2 separate regions of the Homo sapiens genome follow, and region 2 is linked to region 1. The links are chromatin contacts, found by Hi-C or POLR2A ChIA-PET in ENCODE. All regions are on one chromosome and are shown on one strand. The core of a region is the stretch at or near the end of the contact, and the rest is flanking DNA. Distances in the headings are between cores, read along the strand shown. Region 1 holds the start of ZNF780B (zinc finger protein 780B). Region 2 has its middle 6.9 kb from the start of FCGBP.

What was found. Hi-C counts contacts between places; a loop is a spot of excess contacts on that map. ChIA-PET counts read pairs that join two places held with the same protein, here RNA polymerase II (POLR2A). Pooled maps may share reads with other maps.
Region 2: a pooled map shows a loop between it and region 1 (10-fold over the local background). The contact joins the enhancer-like site here to the promoter of ZNF780B in region 1. A Hi-C loop is called at or near these places in 9 of 50 pooled maps. POLR2A ChIA-PET finds 5 or more read pairs at or near these places in 4 of 52 experiments (CD4-positive, alpha-beta T cell, OCI-LY7, Panc1 and 1 more).

Annotation. Positions count from the first base shown.
Region 1 is chr19:40,054,342-40,057,781 of GRCh38, reverse strand. It overlaps ZNF780B (zinc finger protein 780B), which reads left to right and starts at 1,551. Exons shown (of 5, transcript NM_001005851.3): 1 at 1,551-1,593. RefSeq lists an enhancer at 1,562-1,691.
Region 2 is chr19:39,939,779-39,943,218 of GRCh38, reverse strand. It overlaps the pseudogene PRR13P5. Among named protein-coding and RNA genes, the nearest start is that of FCGBP, 6.9 kb to the right of the region's middle. RefSeq lists enhancers at 1,281-1,370, 1,471-1,550. Within about 2 kb of position 1,883, at least 12 of the 41 ENCODE cell types and tissues checked have a DNase peak (open chromatin) inside an H3K27ac peak, as active enhancers do; they include CD4-positive, alpha-beta T cell and OCI-LY7, where a contact is called at or near this core.

The DNA.
Region 1 (3,440 bases), core at 302-2,801:
AGTGAGCTGTTATTGATTTCTAATTTAATTCCATTTTTGTCAAAAACATTCTTTGTATGACTTGAGTCCATTTACTCATTTATGGAGACTTGCTTTATGGCCCAGAATATGGTATACGCTGGAAAGTGTCTCCTGTCCACCTAAGATGAATTTTACTGTCTTTGAGAAGAGTGTTCCAGAAGTGTAAATGAGATCAAGCAGGTTGATATGTTGTTTAGATAATCTATACCCTGTTGCTTTTCTGCATTAGTTCTATCAATTACCAAGAGAGATATGTTGAAATATCTGATTATAATTGTGGATTTGTCTGTTACTTTATTGATCTAACAGGTTTTTACTCACATACTTAGAAGCTGTATTAAGAGCATAATTTAGGTTTGTTCTTTCCACTGGATGAACTGTATCCTTCATCATTATGATGATGTAACTTTCTTTATCCCTGATATAGTCTTTTTGGTGAAGTCACTTTGTTTTTAATATAGCCACTCCAGCTTTCTTTTGACTAGTGTTAGGATTTTATATATTTTTCCATCCTTTTACTTTTAACCTATTAGTGCTTTTATATTTTAAGTATTACCTGTAGGTAGCACGTATTTGGGTCTGACTTTTAAAAAAAAAATCCAACCTGACAACCTTCTTAAGTTAAGGTGTTAGACCAGTTACACTTAATGTGATCATTGATCCAATTAAGTTTGTTATCTTGCTATCTGTTTTCTGTCACAGTCGGGAATGAAAAGACATTTTGCTCTTCATTATTCCACGTTTCCGCTTTATATAGCATAGGAAACTACAAAAATCATTTTGAAAGTTCAATGTTGCTAGATTACAACAGTGAAATCAAGCTTTTCCTACGAAAAACAAACCCCCTTTGGCATTTATTTAGACTGTTTTAAGAAAATGTGTTAATTATTCATCCTTCAAGATAAGGCAAGTAATTCTCTGTGTACTTTTATCTGTTTCCATGCCGTCCTGAATCACGTTTTTCTCTCCAGATAACAGGAAGATTGTCTTGAAGAATCAAGTATATTTGATTCTGAAATCTCTCATGTAAACCACACTTCCTCTTCTAGTATAAAACCAACGATTCCTTTTCTTTCTTTCTTTCTTTTTTTTTTTTTTTTTGAGACGGAGTCTCTCCAACCATTTCTTTAGTTCAGGCTTTTCAAATTTATCCTAAGTCCCTTCAAATAGCACAAAGGGGAAGCCTATGCTCGGATCTGAGACGAAGAGGTCAAAGCAGCTACATTTTGACGTAATTTTACTTTAAATTCTTCTTTAAAAGTTCTGCTCATTTGCATTCTTTTGCATAGAGAGAAAAGGTAATTTACCCTGACGCACCGAAAACAGCAACGCTCCTCTCAGATGGGGATTCTCGCCCGTGGCCGCAACCTCTGCACCCCACGGTCTGGAACTCCCACAAATCCATTAGGCTCGGGTCCCTTAGGAGCCCCCAATGTATGCTGGGATCAACCTGAACAGACCATAGACCAAGACTTCTGAGGTTCTTTCTGCTCAGGACTGTATTTCCCAGAGGCCACCGCACCGGAATTAGCGGTTCCACTTCCTGTCTCCTGGGGTTGACGACCTAGCTGGGTAAGGTCTTCACGTCCTAGGAAGAAATCGGTGGCTGCGGGAGGTCTTCGTGGACTGGGACTCGAACCTGACCGACCCGGCAGTGCGGGTGGGCGAGAGCGAGGCGCTCAGAGGAGGAACCCGGGGCGCAGACGGAATCTGCCAGATCCTTAGGCGTGCGTGTGCGCGGGCATCAAAGGATGGGGATTGCGCGATCTTGAGTGACGGAGGGGACTGTGTGAGTGTGTGCGTGAGGCCCTGTGCACAGGACCGGGACGGCGTGTGGACGCAGTGCGTTTTGCTGGGGCTGTGTGAGTGTCACTGTGCCGGTGGTACTAGGCTCCTGCTGCTTCCTCCGTCTTTCCCCTTCAAAGCTGCAGAGGCTGCAGCAGAGGAATGAAAATGTCCCCAGTAGGGAGGTTAGATATTGAACCGAGAATGAAGCTTTGCACAAGAAGGCGCAGATCTGGACTCGGGGTGGGAATATGAGAGCTGGAAGTGCCTCTTGAGGGTCCCCCAGGAGGGCAGCTACATGTTGAGAACCCAGCGTCCCTCAGAGATCTGTCCCCAGGAACCAGCTTCGAACTCAGACCGATTCCTCCTCCTTTTATTTCCTTCTCATTTCGTACGAAGTGAGGGAAGTTGTGGCCATGGAGGGTGCTTTCAAACTTAGTCTGCGCTCCAAGAAAAGCCTGGAGTCTCACGCTTGCCGTATCCTTCTCCAGTCGTATTATTATCCAAAAGAAGGACCGAGAGGAGGATGAGAGCGTTATTGTTGCACACTTAAGTCAAGGGTGAGTTTGTGCTTTGTATTTGTTCAAGAAATGCGTTTTTGATTTTAGAATATAGAGGTTCCTGTAAATTTTTAGTGAATTTCAGGAGAATATGCAAATTGATTCTTGCCCCCTCCCATTGTGCCGCCTCCCAGCGAGCCGTTCCCCACCCCGCCCGCTCCCCACCTTGCCATTTAATATTCACAGAGCCATTTGGCAAATCGTTCACACCTTCCTGTACGCTCTCTTCTTCTAAGCTGGTATAAAAATAGTCCTCCAGAGGTTTATATTAAAGCTTTATTTTAGACTCTGCTTTGAAAAGAAGATTAGTTTGTGGAATCACACGCCAGGTTTCTGACTCTTTACAGGCCTCCTTTTCCAAGTAGGGAAGAATGGAGATGGTTGGGTGATTTCCATTCGTCTGTGAGGCTTTCAGGAATCGGAAAGTGATTGCACAGAAATTGGTATCAACCAGAGTCAGGATTTTTCGGGAGAGTCCATGAGATGATAATTGTAATACTTGCCAGATCTCTGTGAGATTCGGCAGTTCCGGTTGCATTTTGGGCTATTTGTGTGAACTGTGAGAGGCAGTACGCTGTTGCGGTTAAGAATAGGGGAGTGGATCCAGAGTATCTGGGTTGGAATGTTTGTTCTGTCCGTTTCTGGTCTTCTCAGGCTTGTAATGAACATTAGAATGAATTAATACTCTAAAACCTCTTAGAGCAGTGCTAGGCATATAATAATAAATGTTTAATGTTTTAGCTTTTGTTTTCGTGTGGTCATTTTAGGTCATTTCCCTTGACTTTCTATAGGACAGGAGCATTGGGAATATGTGATTCATTGTGATTGCTGCTTGCATAGTAAGAAAATGAGTGAGTTGCTCAAATGATCTAGGACAGAAGTTCTTTTTAAATTGACAGATAAAATTGTATGTATTTATCGTGTGCAACATGATGTTTTATAGTATATGTACATTGTGGAATGACTAAATCTAGCTAATTAGCAATGCATTACCTCACATAGTTATCATTTTTGTGGTGAGAACACTTAATATCCACTCTCTTAGCACTACAGAATAGTTATTAATAGTAGTTA
Region 2 (3,440 bases), core at 634-3,133, 110 kb after region 1:
CTTCCCTCAAGTCCCACCAGTTCTGCTCTCCCATCAAGCTTCAGATGCCACGTTGTACTGGGGGAATGTAGCCCTTGTGCTCCCCACCCCCTACCTCCACCTGAGCCTCACCCTGCTGTTGAGCCCTGAGTGGCTAGGGGAAATAGGAAGAGGATTGCCATGGCCTGGCCATCTTGTTGCTGCTTGGAGAGATCATATAGCTAATGAATTAGGCAGGGGAGCTATTTTTTGAAGATGATGAACTAAATGTTGAAGACAAGTTTGAGATCTGTAAAATGTGATTTTTTACTTCCACTTATAATACTTGTGATTGGGGAGGTTTGTGGAAATTCAATTATGATGAAAAACCTCTATCTTTTTTGTAATGTTGGCATACTTGGGGGATTTAGTGGCAAATACATTCCCCAGCAGGCCTTTTGTTGGTTGCACTAACTGCAAGGTTGCTGGGAAGTAGAGTCCATTTGGTTGATGAGCTTTGACTGCGGTTTTGGAACCTTACCTCTCCTCCTTAGCCCAATATGCTGTCTCGGGTCCTATTCAAATAAAGTTATTTCTCCTGGTCTAAAAAAAAAAAAAAAAAAAAAAAGAATAAGGAGAATGAAATCTCTTGGCTGGGAGTGAGACAGCTGGCTGGCTTCCTATTTTGAGGTGGTTTAGTGAAAAAGAACAAAAGCCCCTTACTCAAGCTGTAGCTTGTCTGCAGCAGGATAATTAAGGAATCAGAGAGACCGTGGGGTTGAGGAGGAATTATTTAATTATTCAGGTGCACCGACCCAGTCAGATTAACATCCAAAGGACTGAGCCCTGAACAAAGAGTCAAGCTACCTTTTAAGCATTTCGTGGGGCTGGGGGAGATCTGTGCAGGGGGAAGCATATCACAGAAGTGAGAAACAAAGACAGTCATTCAATTGAGACATGCATTATATCATTTTTTTTTCAAGGAACAGCATGTTTTACGACTTGAGATTATCTGTCTAGTGATCTTACAGCTGCACAGCTAGAGAAACAGAGTCTTCACAATGCCTGGGAAAGGGAGAGATAAGGCTCACTAGCCATAGAAAAACAGGCAGTTAATTTTAAAGGACTCCAGCTCTTTCTCTTCCTCAGGGGGAATTGGGTTTTCTTACATACAACTAAGTTTTGCTTACACATTCTTTATTTCTTTTAATTCCTGTTCTATACCTAACCTCCAGCCAGTCAGCATCAGAGGCCCAAGAAGCTATTAACCACAAGTTCCTGCTTTAGGGGCTTAGGGACTTCCCCAGGAAGCCACAGGAACAGCTTAGGTTTCAACTTACAGTGATAATTTCCTTATTTCAATGCTAAAAATCATGCTCAGAGGTAGAGATTTAAAATGCCAATATTACATGCAATGTATGAAAAACCATGTTGAACCATTGTGCAGGCGCCAAGAAATCCCTTGTTAACACATGATGACAGGCACATCATGGCATCTGGACCCCTACAAGACAGATCGACTTGCTCCCTGTGGGGAGCAGCCTACCCTTTTCCTTTCACGGTGCTGACCTCCCTTCTGCACAAACGGAAACAAACTTTTTTTTTTTTTTCTCTTTAATACTGTGTCTGGTAATCTCACTTGATTTCTATCTTAGGAGACTACAACAAGCCAGGATGATGGTAACATCTCTGTCAAGATGACATAGATTTATTTTTCCTGGCTCCTCTCTGCTAAAAACCCTGGAATAACATAACAGACATTCTTAAGAGGACTCTGAAAGATAAAAAGAAGGAAAACTGACAAGGGCCTTAGAACTCGAGAAACATCTCAGTGGCCCAGCATCTCTCAATTTCCCACCCAACGACAGGACGTGGTCTAGATCCAGCATCTCCCCAGCCCCCTATCCAGCGGCAGAAAGCACCCAGGTAGGTGCTTTCCCCACCCTAGTGGATGGCAGAGATGAAGGAAGAGCCCTGCTGGCACCACGCAGCCCAGGGAAGTACTCTCCACCCTTTTGTGCCAGTGTCTCCTACTCCTAACGTAGCAGCACCAAGCAGGCCCCAAGAAAATGCTTTTAACCTCCATTGGTGGTACTAACAGGAATTGGGTATGAGCTCAACCAGCACCAGGCAAATGAAATAGACCGGAATAATAATGCAAGGGCTCTGAAAACTAAATTGTCATTGGAATCATAGCACACAAAAGTAGGCCAGGACCTGCATGCTAACCTAAAAACAGTGACTGCTAAAATGGAAGAGTTAAATAGGATCCAGGGTCTCCTCTCATAATACCAGAAATGTCCAGGATATAATTTAAAAATCATACATAATATGAACAACCAGAAAAATCACAACTTGAATGAGAAAAGCCAATCAACAATCTAACACTGAGATGAAAGATTTTAGAATTATCTGACAAAGATCTAAAGTAGCCATCATAAAAATGTTTCACCAAGCAAGTAGAAATTCCTTGCAAAGATGGGAAAGAAAAGAAAATCTCACCAAAGAAATGGAAAGTATGTTCTTAAAGAATCAAATGAAAATGATAAAACTGAAAAATACAATAACTAAAATAAAAACTCACTGGAAAGGCTCAAGAGCAGAGCAACTATGACAAAGGAAATAAGAAGTGAACTTGAAGATAGAACAATAAAAATTACCCAATCCAAAAAACAGAGAGACAATCAACTTTAAAAAAGAGAAACAGAAAATGACTAACAAGGGCTCAGAGAACCTGCAGGACAATTATAAAATAGCTAACATTTGTATTATCAGATTAACAGAAGGAGAAAAGAAAGTGGGGCTGAAAAATATTTGAAGAATAATGACCAAACCTTCCCAAATTTGGCAAAAGACATAAACCTACAGATGCAAGAAGCTAAACAGAATAAATCTGACGGATTCCATGCCAAAACACAGTATAACTAACTTATGAAAACAAAGGCAAACAATGAAACTATCTTGGAAGCAGCTAGAGAGGAATTATAAATTGTCTATAGGGAACACTGATCAAATGACAAAAAATTTCTTATCAAAAACCATGGAGAAGAAAGCCTGGAGCAATACTCTTCAAGTGCTGAAAGAAAATAACTATCTGCTGAGAATCTTTTTTTTTTTTTTTTTGAGACAGTCTCGCTCTGTCCTCCAGGCTGGAATGCAGTGGTGTGCTTTTGGCTCACTGCAACCTCCACCTCCCAGTGATTCTCCTGCCTCAGCCTCCCAAGTAGCTGGGACTACAGGCGCCCGCCACCATGCCCGGCTAATTTTTGTACTTTTATTAGAGACAGGGTTTCACCATGTTGGCCAGGCTGGTCTGGAACTCCTGACCTTGTGATCTGCCCGCCTCAGCACCCCAAAGTGCTGGGATTACAGGCGTGAGCCACTGTGCCCAGCCGAGAATCTTATATGCAGCAAAACTATCTACGGGGTATGAAGAAGAAATAAAAAGCTTTTAGATGAAGGAAGACTACAAGACTTTGCCG